Linked DNA regions of Homo sapiens: regions 1, 3 and 4 are each linked to region 2. A link is a contact called in ENCODE Hi-C or POLR2A ChIA-PET data. All regions are on one chromosome and are shown on one strand. The core of a region is the stretch at or near the end of the contact, and the rest is flanking DNA. Distances in the headings are between cores, read along the strand shown. Region 1 holds the start of SLC19A2 (solute carrier family 19 member 2). Region 2 holds the start of PRDX6 (peroxiredoxin 6). Region 3 holds the start of NME7 (NME/NM23 family member 7). Region 4 holds the start of SCYL3 (SCY1 like pseudokinase 3).

The links. A loop is a pair of places that touch in the nucleus more often than their neighbours do. ChIA-PET counts read pairs that join two places held with the same protein, here RNA polymerase II (POLR2A). Pooled maps may share reads with other maps.
Region 1: a loop to region 2 is called in a map of ascending aorta, with 14 times the contacts of the local background. The contact joins the promoter of SLC19A2 here to the promoter of PRDX6 in region 2. A Hi-C loop is called at or near these places in 2 of 168 maps with a recorded cell type or tissue (ascending aorta and gastrocnemius medialis) and 8 of 50 pooled maps.
Region 3: a loop to region 2 is called in a map of B cell, with 15 times the contacts of the local background. The contact joins the promoter of NME7 here to the promoter of PRDX6 in region 2. A Hi-C loop is called at or near these places in 2 of 168 maps with a recorded cell type or tissue (B cell and naive thymus-derived CD4-positive, alpha-beta T cell) and 5 of 50 pooled maps. POLR2A ChIA-PET finds 5 or more read pairs at or near these places in 1 of 52 experiments (CD8-positive, alpha-beta T cell).
Region 4: a map of sigmoid colon shows a loop between it and region 2 (12-fold over the local background). The contact joins the promoter of SCYL3 here to the promoter of PRDX6 in region 2. A Hi-C loop is called at or near these places in 3 of 168 maps with a recorded cell type or tissue (CD4-positive, alpha-beta T cell, naive thymus-derived CD4-positive, alpha-beta T cell and sigmoid colon) and 11 of 50 pooled maps.

Annotation. Positions count from the first base shown.
Region 1 is chr1:169,483,786-169,487,441 of GRCh38, forward strand. SLC19A2 (solute carrier family 19 member 2) reads right to left here and starts at 2,159. Exons shown (of 6, transcript NM_006996.3): 1 at 1,778-2,159. The coding sequence starts at 1,981. RefSeq lists enhancers at 1,564-1,623, 2,166-2,460, 2,264-2,513, 2,296-3,216, 2,524-2,593 and a silencer at 1,804-1,983.
Region 2 is chr1:173,474,883-173,478,650 of GRCh38, forward strand. PRDX6 (peroxiredoxin 6) reads left to right here and starts at 2,453. Exons shown (of 5, transcript NM_004905.3): 1 at 2,453-2,610. The coding sequence starts at 2,516. LOC100506023 (a long non-coding RNA gene) reads right to left here and starts at 2,273. Exons shown (of 3, transcript NR_037845.1): 1 at 1,750-2,273. RefSeq lists enhancers at 1,458-1,994, 2,492-2,651 and a silencer at 2,252-2,421.
Region 3 is chr1:169,366,348-169,370,022 of GRCh38, forward strand. It overlaps NME7 (NME/NM23 family member 7), which reads right to left and starts at 1,450. Exons shown (of 12, transcript NM_013330.5): 1 at 1,361-1,450. The coding sequence starts at 1,363. BLZF1 (basic leucine zipper nuclear factor 1) reads left to right here and starts at 1,848. Exons shown (of 7, transcript NM_001320973.2): 1 at 1,848-1,995; 2 at 3,126-3,203. The coding sequence starts at 3,176. RefSeq lists enhancers at 1,287-2,486, 1,426-1,927, 1,590-1,669, 1,928-2,427.
Region 4 is chr1:169,892,561-169,896,277 of GRCh38, forward strand. It overlaps SCYL3 (SCY1 like pseudokinase 3), which reads right to left and starts at 1,336. Exons shown (of 13, transcript NM_020423.7): 1 at 1,228-1,336. RefSeq lists enhancers at 504-1,091, 1,092-1,679, 1,354-1,763 and silencers at 774-833, 1,074-1,153.

The DNA.
Region 1 (3,656 bases), core at 909-3,408, 4.0 Mb before region 2:
GCGCACAAACTGTGCAGATCACATGGCAGTTCACATGAAACTTTAATGGTCAGCTGTTCACAGCAGTATCAATTCTGCCTCAGTGGCTACACCTCAGATTCAGTGGTTGTTTTGGGTCTCCAGAATCATACTTTCTCATATCAGTGCAGTAATTTTCTTGTAAAATCATTCTGTCATGAAATTTGGCTGTTTTGACATTATTGCTTTAAATCAGTATTAAAACTCAAATAGGTTATGAATAACTGTTACGGTCGCTTATGTAATGATCCACAAGACTGAGAAACGGCCCAGCCACTCCATCCCACAACTGGCAGGTCAATAGGGTAATTTAAGGCCAGGCAAAAAGTCAGTGATACTTGCTAGAAGTGAACAAATGTCAGACTCTCAAGTGAAACCCTCAATACGTAAGTCAATACTGATTCTTAATTCTCTCTCAAGTGCCCTTGAAAATGACGGAGCATTGCAACAAACAAACTGCAAACAACAAACTATGAGTAACTATATCTCGCCAGTGTGCAAATGATTCCGGTAGTGCCATCTCTTGTTCTGACCTGTTATGCAGGGTTACTGAGTGGCTACTCAAAAGAAGTGACTGACTACTACCCACATAGAGAAGAGTAAGGTTTAAATGGGAGGAGTATTTTACAGCACCTGGGGCAAGGAGGCAGGGTGGAAGGAACAGGTGTAGGAAAAAAGAAAAAGCTCTCAAGTGGCCCCTTGACTGATAGTAGGAAAAAGAACATGAGACCTCAGCTTTCACCCTTTGTTGTATTCAAGGAAGAGGGTGTTGAATCGGCTTTATTTCGGTTTTGTGGAAGTACTTTGGGTTTAATTTCTTTCTCAGTTTATATATTGTCTTTCTTCTGCAAAAATCAAGTGCTGGTTTTGACCATGCACTTAAATAGGTCAGCACATTTCTAAAGTACACTATGCGCTTCTGAAGTACTTTATTTGTAAGCCCTCATCTAGGGAAAAAATCAATCAGCAAGAAACTCTTGATGATGGACTACGTGCTCTCAATTACCCTGAACATCACAGAAGGCCTTCAAAGACATCACCTTGTATCTGAGAAGCAAAACTAACATCTGTGAAGCAACAATTCGCAATACAAGAAACACTATAATTAAAAGTCAATTATGTTTCACCATCTGCCTTTATCCCTGGAGGTTGGTCTTAAGGTAGAGAGGGGCAGGATATCCTTGGACACAACCTCACCCAATTAAAAATCAAGACAAATTAAGATGTTCTGTACTTCTGTCCTGTCCTTACTTGATTAAGCCCACCCATTCTGCCAAATGCAAACAAAGTAAGGTATGGACAGGAAGCAGGTGAAGGAGGTAGAGGGAAGATCCTTTCAGAAAAGCAGTGGTTGCCTACTTTCAGTCAATGAATATTTACTAAGCCGTGTCCAAAGTACACTTTGCTGTTTTCACTTCTTTGTCAAAATATTGCCCCCTCGCCCCCAGCAGGAACTGCTGGACCAGTCTGGGCAGTCACGCTAAGCCACATTACAACACGATCAGCATACTGCCTGACGCACAAGGCACGGGGCCTCTGGACGCGTGTTCTGAGCCCTTCGCAGGAGACTCGTCCTACAGAGCCGAAGAAAACAGAAAATCATGAACACAAAGAAGAGCACGAAGCCGACCTCCAACTGGCAAAATCAGAAATCTCTGCCGAGAATGGCTCGAGCGCTTTTCTCGGTCCTCTCTTCCTCCGCTGCCCACCCGCAGGCCGGTCGCCCGCCCTTCCCGCGCCCCGCGTCCGCCGCGCGTACCTCCCTCTCGGTCAGGTTCTTGTCCGGCCCCAGCAGGTACGGGGTCAGGAAGGGCTCGGACGGCCTGAGGCTGGCGAAGAAGCCGTAGGCGCAGAGCAGCGCGGTCGGCAAGAACCAGCATTCGCGACGGACCCGAGCGGTCCGCAGGAGCACAGTGGCCGCCGCCGCCGCCGCCCGCCGAGACACCGGGCCGGGCACATCCATCCGGGGCGCGAGGGGAGGGGACCCGGCCCGGCCCCTTCCTTCTCCTCCTCCGCCAACTGGAGTGAGGGTCAGGCACTTGTAACCGCGAGTGACGCCTTCTCCCTGTAAGGCCAGGACGTTCTGGACTCGCCGCCGCCTCCGGCTACAGAACCCCCAGCTTTACCCTACAGACGCCTCTAGGGTCGCTGCCTGATCGCCCAGTTTAAGGGAGACCCGTCCTAAGGCCCACCCTCTGCCACCGCCTCCACTCCGGGAACCAATCACAGCGGACGCCGGGAATACTTGCCTGCTCTTCCATTGGTCGTGGGTCACACGACGTGAACTGGGGCGGTGGCAGCACGCCAGGCCTCTGACGTCCCAGGGCTCAAGCGCGGAGGACATGTGGAACTCCACTCCAAAAGCGGCGGCTTGCGGCGGAGCTCTCTCTAGTGAGGCGGCCAGCTGGCGTTCGTGGCACACTTGCTGTCGGCTCCGCTCATCTGTTGGGAATGCGTCCTGTGGGCCTAGTCCTCCGCTGGAAGAAACGCGCTGTTCTCCCCAACCACCGTTTATCATTCTTATTCACCGTCTCCGGAATGTCCATTCAGTTTCCGCTCCTGAGAGACTTAGTGACTGAGGCCAGGCAAAGATTTCACCTTGGGGAGGGGGAACGTTAAACCTTTCCTCCAGCAGCTTTCGTGTTTTAAATTGTATTCATCCGCCATGGAAAGACATCAGAAGCCCAGGATCTAAGAGACAGACTGAAATGAAGAAAGTAGATAATATTGTGAGAATAATGAACAAGCTGGTCACTGAACAGCAGAACCGTAATGGAGTCCCAGTTAAAGGGTTTTAACTTTATTTCGTCACTTTTTGCAAGCATGATACAAAGAAAACAAACACCTAACTACGCTACGGTTTATAGTTAAAAGGAAGGTGGAAGATCCTGAGTCATTACAGCAATCACAAAACATGATGGATTTCTTCATTTAAAAACACAAAAGAGGTCTTGGCATAGTTTTCAAGGGCAAAGCATGACAAGACTCTCCAGTGCTTTCTTTCATCCCCCTCTGTGTGCCTTTTTCTGCCTGACTCACAGCCTGGCTCAATCCTAATCTTTCTACTGCAAAGATGCAGCATTTAAAGCAATTTTTCCTGTGCAGTATTTGTAGAATGACAGATCCTGCCAGAAGCTCTTGGAAACATTTTGGAACTATCTTGCTTTTCTGTATGTTATGATCCATCTAGCACCGTTTTCCTCCTGTGGTAGCAAATGACACTTTTTTCAAGCATCAGCAGCAGAAATGAGTCTACCAGATGGAATAAGATACTGGTAAAGGGAAAGATTTGTTTCTAAGACTGCACAAATGAATGCACCCAAATCTGTGAGTTGATTAATCTGTGAAGAAATACAACTGGCAGTATTTACATATCTCAATGAGTCTCAAAGTGTGGTCGAGGAAGCCCTGGGGGTCCTTGGGACCCTTTCAGAGGTTCCACGAGCTCAAATCTATTTTCATAACCATGCTAAGTCTTTATTTCCTTTTCCACTCCAGAGGCTATATAATGTCTGATGACATCATCGCTTTATAGGATGAGAGAATACGTGCTTGTATATTCTTGTGTTTGTAAGACTTTCCAGGTTTAATTTATTACCATATGGCAATTTTCAATAAGTATAACCCACAAAACCCAA
Region 2 (3,768 bases), core at 1,203-3,702:
AAGGCCTCTTTGCAGTTGAGATAAGAGGACGGCATCTGTCTCCTGCTCATCCCTGGGAATGGAATGTCTCGGTGTAAAACCCGACGTACATTCTATTTACTAAGATGGAAAAAACCGCCTTATGGCTGGAGGTGAGACATGCTGGAGGCAATACTGCTCTTTACTGCACTGAGATGTTTGTGTAAAGTCAAACATAAATCTGGCCTATGTGCACATCGAGGCATAGAACCTTTCCTTAAACTTATTTACGACACAGAGACCTTTGCTCACATGTTTTCCTGCTGACCCTCTCCCCACCATTATCCTATAGTCCTGCCACATCCCCCTCACCGAGATAGTAGAGATAGTGATCAGTAAATACTGAGGGAACTCAGAGACCAGTGCCGGGTCCTCCGTATGCTAAGCGCCGTCCCCCGGGCCCACTGTTCTTTCTCTATACTTCATCTCTGTGTCTTATTTCTTTCCTCAGTCTCTCATCCCACCTGACGAGAAACACCCACAGGCGTGGAGGGGCTGGCCCCCTTCAGTGGACAGCTAATTCAAGACAATTTAAAATGCTCCAAAGTCTAAAGCAAACAAGTTCACAGAGTGCAGAAGCATTGCCAGTGTACAGCTTCTGGCACTGTAAATTCTAATGAGTATTTTATTATATTTGCTTAATTTACAACAGACAATAATATAATTATGCCTTTGACAGACATCAATAATCTGTTTCTGTATTCATTCTCCATATTTATAGAGTATTGTGTTTTCTAGCTGATTTCCACAACATATTGTTAACAGTGCCTTAGGCCAAACTACTCTTCTTTCCCAACTATTCTCTTTCTTCCCTACAAAGGGAGTTAAAACAAGGAGCTGTTAAAACTTGGAGCCAAATTAGAGATTAAATTACATTAGCTTTAAACGGTTTTGTGAAGTGGCTAGAAATTTTTACCAGTAATCTTACTGCAAGTCCTGGGTCACTGAAGAACTCGGTAAATATGATTAGCATGCACGCACCAACACATCACTGTGATGAAAACGCAAATCACAGTATGTGAGTCACTACTCTCAACATTGCCATGCCCCTGCCTTAAACCTGCCAGCCCCATCCAGAGGATTTTTCTCATCTCTGAACTCCAATCATTTACACCTTCCCCCATCAGAATTTACCCTACATTTTATTATAATTGCATATAAATATGCCTTCCCTGTAACAGCAGGGACTGTGTTTCTCCACTGTATGGCCTGGCACAGTGTCCAGCACACAGCAGGCAAAGCAAGAGTTACTGCATGAGCCAGTGTCATCATCCAAACGATAGCTACCATTTCCAGAGCACCTACCGTGAGCTGACTAGTTTACCTACATTATCCTGGTGGCTTTCCCAGACCAGACCACCCAAACCAAAGCAGCCCCCCAGTCACCCTCTAGGCACATAACCCTATTTTAGTTCTCTGAATACGACTGATTGCTGTCTAACATATTTTGGTTTGTGTGCTTATTGTCTGTCACCGGTTTCCCTTCACAAGAAGGAAAGCTCCAAGAGGACAGGCATCTTATCTACCTTGTACTTGGCTCATAGCAAATAAATGAATCTAAGCCGCCCACCTCCCTGGGTGACAGAGTTGACCTGCACACAGTAGGTCTCAAAGAGTATGTTTTAAATTTTATATTTAGATTTCAAGATAATTGTGTTGAATATTTTATGGTTCATAACAAACAGAAAGGGGAGGGCAGAATAAAAATAAATAAAAGTTTAGTTACATTACCCTAGCACTGACATTGGTACGGGAATTTTTGCTGCAATAAGAAAGCCACTTCCTCTGACATAAGGTCACCCATACTTCTGGGTCTTGCCACATCCTCTTAGACAGTTCATCGTAGCTGGGCTGGCTGGGGCGGTCAGGACTCCAGACGCTCACACTAAAAGAGGGGTGGTAGTCGAGCAGTCACTCCACTCCTCTGTAGGGAGCTGGCCGCGAGTGGGTGCGCAGCAGGGTGCGCGCGGACCCGTGCAGCGCCCAGGGCGGCTGTGCGAAGCCGCCGCAGCCTGCGCGCCCAGGCGATTCTCCACCTTGGGGCTCGCCTTCCTGCCGCGTTCCTCTTCCTTCCATCCCTAAAGCGCGTACGCCCTGCAGAGTCAAACCTGGCGCATCCTCAAGCTTCCAGGGGGCAACGTGACCGAGCCCCGCATCACGTGTGCAGAGACGGCCTATAGTGTCTGAAGGATGCCACCTAGTCGCAGGCCCGGCGGCGCCACCAACAGCGACCGCGGTAGTCCAGCTCGCGCCGCGTCCCGGCCCCAGCCCGGCCCGGCCCAGCCCCGCCCCGCGCCCAGCCCCGCCCCGCCCCGCGCCCAGCCCAGCCCCCGCGGCCCGGCCCCCAGCGGCCGGCCTCCCGCGGCCCCGCCCCCGCCGCCCCAGTCCCCGCCCCTCGCGCCTTCGTTTATTCCTCCGCGCGCTGGGACAGGCTGCTTCTTCGCCAGAACCAACCGGTTGCTTGCTGTCCCAGCGGCGCCCCCTCATCACCGTCGCCATGCCCGGAGGTCTGCTTCTCGGGGACGTGGCTCCCAACTTTGAGGCCAATACCACCGTCGGCCGCATCCGTTTCCACGACTTTCTGGGAGACTCGTAAGTGGCCACCGCGTAGCCCTGTCCTGGCCTCGGTTGCGCCGGACTCGGAGGTGCCTTCCCTGTTTCTTCTCCCTGCCGTCCTCCCGGCCGCTCAGCCCCCTGCGCCGCCCTCGCCTTCCCCCGCACTGGTTCCGGCGCGCGCCAGGCCGTGTGGCCTCTGCTCAGCGTCGGCTGCGCTGCTGGGAGCTGGCACCCGTTCGGCCTGCCCTGCGCGGGCCACTCGATCCCTCCTGGCCTCCCCGCCTCCGGCGTGGCTGGGCAAGGCCACGCCAAGGTGGGGGGTGGGGAGGATAAAATTGTGTTCTGCGGGTTCTGGAAACTCACCGCCCGCGGGAGGGTTTGTTGTCCATTTAACTCGTCTTAGTAAACTGTGCAGGTAGCGTGGTCAGGCCGAGGGCGCAGGGGCGGGGCGGCATTGACGATCACTTCCCCGGACTAGTGCCCAGGGTCGCACCGCCCTCCCACCCTCCGTTCTGGAATTTGCTCCCTGGGGAGGATGGGTGTCTAAAGCCAAAGTCGGAGGACACAGCTGCTGGCTATAGGTTACAGGAAGGCCAACGTATCATCTGAGGGTGCAGTGGTATTTGCAGGCTTCTGGGCACAAAATGTGAAATTTAAAACCACTAGCTGCCAAGTAGGTGGCCGAAAGACTTTTTGTCCAGAGCCGCCTCCAATGGCCAAGATATGATTTGATAACAGCTTTAGGAAGAGCCAAGAACACTCTGCGTAGGTGTGCCTTCAGAGATTCCAGAACTTGCAACACTTGGAGGGAAGGACTTTCTGACGCTGTTCCGCTGGAGTGGCCTATTCTTGCTAGTGATGGCCGTTCCAGGCTCCAGGACACGTGTACTCCCCAACTTTGAGACTCTCTTGTTTTCCAGTGGCTTGCCCCTCACTGTCCCCTCCGCTTTCTACCTTGCTTCTAGCACATGAGCTTGCTGATGATAGCCAAATTGATGACCTGTGATCTGACTTGGCAGTTTTACCATTATGGATAGGAGTAGTAAATCGGTGTTGCCCTTTTTTTTTTTTAACAGCTCCTGAATCAGCAAACTGGAAGTTGCTTAGTTTTCATCAGAAGCATTCCAGGCATGTCTAGTTATATTATGGTTCTGGAGTACTAGTGGTCCCACTACACTGTGGGGCTCCAAGGCT
Region 3 (3,675 bases), core at 200-2,699, 4.1 Mb before region 2:
ACAGAAGACTTTTGTCTGTTTGATATAAGTAAAAATAATATCCTTTCAAGAAGTTTACTGATAGATAGGAGGACTAGGAAATAACTGGATAAACACAGGATGGAGGACATGGTTTTGCTTTATTTAATTTTCATAAGATGTGTGACTTGAGCACTGAAGAGAAGAAACTGGAGAGGAAAAGGCTGAACGCACAGGAAAGAAAAAAACAACTGGAAGCGAAATGTAACAGATGGAAGCAAATGAGATCAAGAGCAAAGATGGATGGATTATCCTTTAATATCCCTTTCTCTACACTAGAAATACAAGACTAAAGGCTCGGCAAAAATATAGAGCAATGTGTAGGTTGGGGGCATGAGGTTGAAGAAATGGCCTGTTATACTCCATCATGTTTAGAAAGGAGAAATGAAGAGGGCAAAAGACAGGGTTTGTAAAGGGAAGGTTTGAAAATGTCTTCACAGAGAATGGGTCAGGGGAAAACTGGGGTAACCAAAAGGATTGCTGAGTAGTATGAAGAAACAAGGGGTGGTGGGTGAGGGCTCTGTTTCTAAATTCATAGCTATAACTATCTAAAGATCTTTCTATCCTCCAGTCCGTTATCCATAAGTGCTTAAAAGATATGGTAGTTAAGTGAATTAACTAGAACCCTCTCAAACATAGGGGTGAATTAAAATAACCTATAGGCTTATTTAAAATGCAAATACCGAGCTCCATTCCTTTCATTCAGAATTTCCAGGGGTGAAGCCCAAACAGTGAATTCCAGAAGCTCTCCAAGCAATCCCAGGAGAAATTTCTGTTTAAAAAAAAAAGAAGAAGAAAGAAAAGAAAAGAGAAAAGAAAAGCAAGCACAGACCTAGAAGGTAACCAACTGGATAGAAGAGCGCTGATCCAACATACACCTGTTAATGGCCCTCGTGGGGGCGTGGGGCAGTGCTCTGCCACTCAGAAAAGCAAAAAGACTCCAAGATCTAGGGAGATTCAGATCAGTGTTGAGACAGTCACATACACACCACCCCATACTCTTAATAAAGCGCGTTAATGTGAATCTGTGAACATGAAAAATGCCATGATGAACAATGCAAACACATAATGTTTGTTCAAAACAGGTTATTAGACTCGATGCCTTACCCTAAATTTTCTGTTTCATTACTCTAGAGACTTAGTAACATTAGTGGAATTCAGGGTGCTGTAAGAAATACGGAGAGCGAGGAGACTGCAGGAACAGCCCGTGGGAAGGGGGAAAGAGATAACGGGGAGAAGGTCGGGAGGACCGGACAACTTTAAGTGCCCATCCGCCCGAAGACTTGGAAAGCTAAGTAAGTAGGACCCCAGAGCCGTTCTTCTGGCATCCCCTGGCACTCACCATTGTCTCAGGATCTCAGCACTAGAAAATAGGTATCGTTGAGACAGGAAGACACCACCACCACCACCATCATACGGTTACTCAGGCAACAAAGCCCCGCCCACTGTCGCACGAGGCGTGGGACGCCACCGCCCCACCTCTTCGTCCTTAGTGGCTGGGAGTAATCTCAGCTGCGTTCATCCAATCGACAGACCCGCCCCTCCACGCTGTCGCCTGGGGCTACGAGACGCCATTATTCTGTTTCCGGCAGTTTTACTTCCGTTTGTTTAACAGCTGGCCCGGAAGTTTAAGTGAATATGCGGCTTGGGCTCCAAAAGTTGCTGTACGGTATTTTATTTTAAAGTAGAAATCTGTCCGCTTTTCACTTACGGAGGCCTTACAGTGTGTGTTCTGTGTTACTTGAGTTTATACGCACTGCAGAATTTGTTTACCCTGCTCTTTTGGAAACGTATTCCGGAAGCGAAACCCTGAGTAATCGGAAGTGGTTAGGAGTGAGAGAGCTGCTGGATATGCGGAGGGACTGGGCGGGTCGGCTTCCGAATGGAAGAGGTCTGTGAGAAGTTAACCTGGTGATACCGATCCGAAGAGCCTATCAAGTGAAGCCCCCTGAAATACGGAGAATAAGAATCTTAGAGGTAAATCCGAGGACAAGCAGGTATAACTAAGGATGTTGGAAAGGGACGGAGGTCTGGCTGGAGCTCGGTGGCCAGTAGCTTTGGATTTAGGGAAAGATTGTTCCGGGAAGACTTTTTCAGACAGGGATGAAACTTAGGTTTCGACTTCCCCGGACAGCAAAGTTGACAGGCTTGTCGCTTCCCGGCCTATCGCTTTCATACCTGCTCACTCCCCCTACTTACTTCTTCACCCCCTCCGCTTCATTTGGCATTTGCCAGCAGGCACTCGCTGTGCCTGTACGTTTCGCAGAGCAGCTATCAAGGGCAGTTTCAGGGATCGTTACTCTTACGAAGGGTTTTTTGGATACCTCTTTTCGGAGCAGTAGAGTGTAAGTGTAGAAAAGTTTGTGACTGTTAAGAAAGTTAGTCGTCGGGTTCACTAATTGAACTGAGTTGTATCTAGTACTGAGAACGATCTTTTTTTGTAGTGAAACCAGTTGTCATCTAGTGTACAGTTTGTCATATTTATATCATTGCAGTAGCATCACCTTCTTATATGTTCTCTGGTAAATCTGAGTCTGTACTGTAAGACAATGTATACATTTCTGAAAGCATGGGCTCGATATGTTTCTCTTTTTACTTTTGGAGCTACACTATTTTAATTTTAACTTTTTATTACCAAAAAAGTATAAATTATGTTATCTTGAGTAATATTTTTTGTCGTTTGTTAAACATCTAAACAGAAGCTCCTTTTTGATATGTGTGTGTGTGTATACAAATTGTGTCGGTATGTCTCCTAAGAAAGTAATTACTTTAAAATTCCTCTTGTCATATGGATGACAAAACCACCACAGTAACTTCATTCCCTTTGCTTGGCTAAAATTCAGGACATACTTCTGACAATTTAGAGTGTATTGGTGAGGATGGTGAAACGGAGTATTTAGAAGTAAACCACCCCTAATTTTTTTTTTTGAGACTTTTAGTAGACATAACAATGCCTTCTGTGAGAATGGGATATAAGGGACATTTCTCTTTCTAAATGCATGCGTACTAAATACAGAAGCAATTAAAATATCATAACTTTTAAATTGGAGGTACTCTATGTGTTTATATGATATTTTTAAAATTATTTCATATGCATACATTTCTAGGTTGTTCAGCAGAAGTCTTGGAGTGCATTTTCAGTGGTTAAGGTGAAAAAATGACTACTAAAAATTTAGAAACCAAAGGTAAGTGGCTTTTTTATAATTGTTTTTAAAACATGACATTTATGACGATGTGAAGGAACGTTTGAGCCAGATAACTAGATCTCATGGACCCCCTTGGGAATCATTTGTTATTTCAGATCCCTTTATGTTTATTTTTTAGTGCAGTGTTTATATTTCAGTACTTTAGATGTACAAGTGAAATTTAACATCATTAGTTAGAATTTATTAGGTGACTACTCTTAAACATTTAATGTTAATGCAAAGTTTTTAACAGCTATATTCCCTATACACTAGAAGATTACGATTTAAATAAGAATACACATTTTAAAGATTTAAGTAGATAGACAAAGCAACTAGGGTGTATCAAAGATCTCTTTCATGTTGTATTAGTTTGCTGGGGTTGCTGTAACAAAGTACCACAAACTGCATGGCTTGAACAACAAAATGTATTCTCTCAGTTCTGGAGGCTAGAAGTCCAAGATGAAAATGTCAA
Region 4 (3,717 bases), core at 86-2,585, 3.6 Mb before region 2:
GTCACAAGAAGGTAGAAAAGGATATCCTAGTATCCCGTAATAGGTATTTCGTAGCACTTAGCATCTCCACTCTATAATAAAATGCTGAGTTGACAGTCTCTGACTTGAATATGCATCAGTCTTCCCTTTAATAATCTCCCTCCACTCTTTTGCCTACTTGGGCAGCACATAAAATTTCTGGACCGCTTGTAGATTAAGAAAACCCTTGTCTAGGTCAAAGGGCAACTCATACACTCAACTAAGAAACCCGTGTGCTCTATGGAAATGTTTCTACCAAATATTTTCTTTTCCCAGCAATTACTCGAGACTACCTTGGTCCTAGCTCCCTTAGCTTGAAAGTTCCAAAGATAATGGCTTGCACTCTGAGTATTAAGGATGCACTGTACTGGCTGATATTCTGGTATCCAGCGGTAACGTTACTCCGGCCCTTGCTTTCGTGTTTCAGGTATATATTCCCTCTGCGGAACTCAGTCCAGCATTGCTAGCTGACAAGCAATACACAATTAAGTCTTTATGGACCAAAATAATTGTGATTTCAGCTCAAGATACATTTTATAAGAACATGGGTCCCTAAAAACAGCAGTTAACAGTGACCCCCAAAATTCGAGACCCGACTCCGAGAATTTCACATGGATTCCTGAATATGCTCTTCCGAGAAATGTTTCATCTTTATTCTAAACAGAAAGCACTATGCCAAGACAGGAGCCAGCTGGGCCTTGGGGGACGGGCACTGGTCTTGGATCAAGAATGAGGCCGCCTTCCCGAGGGCGGGCGCGCCCCCAGGATCCCCCCGGGCTCGGGCACTGCCGCCCCGGGACAGTGACCCGCCCAGCCGAGCACCCTCGCCCTGCTTGCCGCGACCCCGCGGGGTCACTGAAGGGCCGAGGCGCCGCTCTCGCTTCGCTGGCCCCTCACCTTCCACACCTCCCTGCGAGGACCGACTCCGCGGCCGCCTTGGAGAGCTCTGGCCGCGGGCGCCTCACCCGTCGGGGGCCGCCCGCGAAGCGCAGATTACAGGGCGCCCCACAATCAGCAAGGGGAGGCTGCTCCGAAGCTGAGAGCACAGCTCAACCGGCCGCCGGCGCCGCGCCGAGCTCGCTCCCGCGCGGGCCCCAGAGCGCAGACCCGCGAGCGGGGCGCGCGCCCGCCGCCTCCTCCCCGCCCGGCCCCTTCCCCCACGGCGCAGTCCTGCAAGGACTGGGGGCGCAGCGCAGGGCTCCCTGTTACCTGCAGGAAGGCGGCGGGGGAGGAGGCCGAGGGTCTTGGCTCTGGTACCCTGTTGGCCCCCCTGTTGACACCAACCACCCCTGCCTGCCTGTAAGGCTGTGGCCACTACACCCACAATCTTCTGGGGGCCGGGTTTCTCCTACACCATAGAGACGGGTCCGGAAACGGGACAGAAGGCCCACCTTCCTCCCTCCGACGCCACCAATGAGGCCAACTAACCAGGAACCGAGGTAGAGAGGCCGCACAGCTGAGTCTCAGGCCGGTGCCATCTTAAGTGTGGGCGCCGCGACGATACCGAGTTTCACTCACTGCCCCAGTGGTCTAGTTAGTCCACGAAGATGCCCCCTTTCTAGATGTGTTGGTCGAATGCTTAAGTTTGTCTTGACTTGAATTTTTAGGCTTTTAACAGCACAGTTTTAATTTCATTTCCGCCCAAATCCAAAATGGCTGCTGGCCACTTGTAGCAAACAGTAGAGGTGCAGGGCGGAGAAAAGGAGTACGGGAATTAGCGAGGACTTTCAGGAGAGTGACGTCACTCAACCTGTAGCTTTGATTGGCTGGGCTGCGAGGGTGGAGTCGTGCAGAGCCGCTGCTGGCGGAGGTCGTGGTGATCTCGCTTGATCTTTGAGAGGGAAGGTCCTGAATCACATTTCATTTAGCAAAAAGTAATATTTGAAAATTTTAATATTAATGCAGTAGTTTTGCCCCCCTCCATGCTTTCTGCAGTGTCAGTTACCTGTGGTCAAACCTTGGTTCAGAAATGTTAAATGGAAAACTCCAGAAATAAACAATTCTTAAGTTTCAAACCGCCTGTATTCTGAGTAGCCCGATTAAATCTCGGGCCATCCACTCTGTCCCACCCTTGACGCGAATCATCTGTCGCAGGTAGCCGCGCTGTGTACAGTATCCACTCATTACCCACTCAGTAGCTGCTTTGGTTAACAGATGCACCCGTAGTATAGCAGAGATAATGAGAGATACCACCTGCTTATGTTCAGGTAACCCTTATTTTACTTAATAATGGCCGCAAAGCACAGGAATTGTGCTGACAATTTGGATATGCCGAGGAGAAGCTGTAAAGTGCTTCCTTTAAATGAAAAGGTGAAAGCTCTGGACTTAATAAGGAAAGAAAAAGAGTCATATGCTGAGGTTGCCAAAATCTATGATAAGAACAAATTATCCATGAAATTGTGAAGAAGGAAAAAGATTCGTGCTAGTTAACTAAGCACCTATCATGCACTGTGGCTGTAACTTTTGTAGTTTGAGGTGCAACAGCAAAAGACGGAAAAGGCATTACATTTGTGGGTGGGAGACATGAACAGAAAACGTATTTCAGCTGACCGCAGTAAGTTTTGCCAGAAAGTGTTGAGCCTATAGGAAGACTTAAGAAAGGGATCCCCTGAAATTAGGCACACCAAGCTATTTACTGCAAGTAAGGGATGGCTACACAGATTCAGGAATAGGTTTGGACTGAAAAACATAAAAATAACTGGAGAGGCCACATCTGCTGATGAAGAAGCTGCCACATGTCTGGCAGAGTTGAAGACATTGGTTAAGGAGAAAGGCTTCCAGGAGATTGATGGATAAGTTAGGAAAATCATTCAGGTAGCAATGAAACTGCCTTTGCAAAATTATGACTAAGGCAGTTAAAGAGATCCAATTTAACCAACTCCATCTTGTCCTTAACCTCCATGCTATCCTTGTTCATTCCTGGGCATAGGCTGAACTAACTTTGGAAGGAAATTAGTTTATAATTTACAGTTTAAAACAAAAACAATAAAAGCCCTTTCCCAAAACCAACCTCCTTCTTGCCTGGGGTCTAGACTACCAACATTAGCCACAAGATTAGAAATTATGGTTTGGGAGTCATGCAGCTGGAGGCCACAAGATTCTGACCCTCCCTAAACTGCTCCTGAGATCAGTGCTTCAGATGTTTTGCAGACCCTGCACTTGATGGATCAGCTGGCAACACCCAGATGATAAACTGGCCCATCTGATCTTGTGACCCCCACCCAGAACTGACTCAGTTCAAGAAGACAGTGATGCCCCATAGTTTCATCTCCGACCCAACCAATCAGCACTCCCTGACTTACTGCCCCTCCCCACCCACCAAATTGTCTTTAAAAACTCGACTGCTGGAGGAGACTGATTTGAGTAATAATAAAACTCTGGCCCCCCACACAGCCAGCTCTGCATGAATTCTTTGTCTATTGCAATTCCCCGTCTTGATAAATTGGCTCTATCTAGGCAGACGGCAAGGTGAACCTACTGGGCGGTTATAGCAAGACAAGTTGGTGAAAAAGGATTTGTCAATATGCTTGATGAAGAGGTGGGAGAACATATCAAAGGCCTCACTATCCATTCTGAGGACAGGTTTAACCTTCTCAAACTAGAAGCAGGGCTTAGTCACCCTGGACAGTCTCTAGTTCTGTGCCTCCTCCCACTTCCTCTATGTGGTCAGTCCAGACATCTGCCTTGTATGACCGCCTC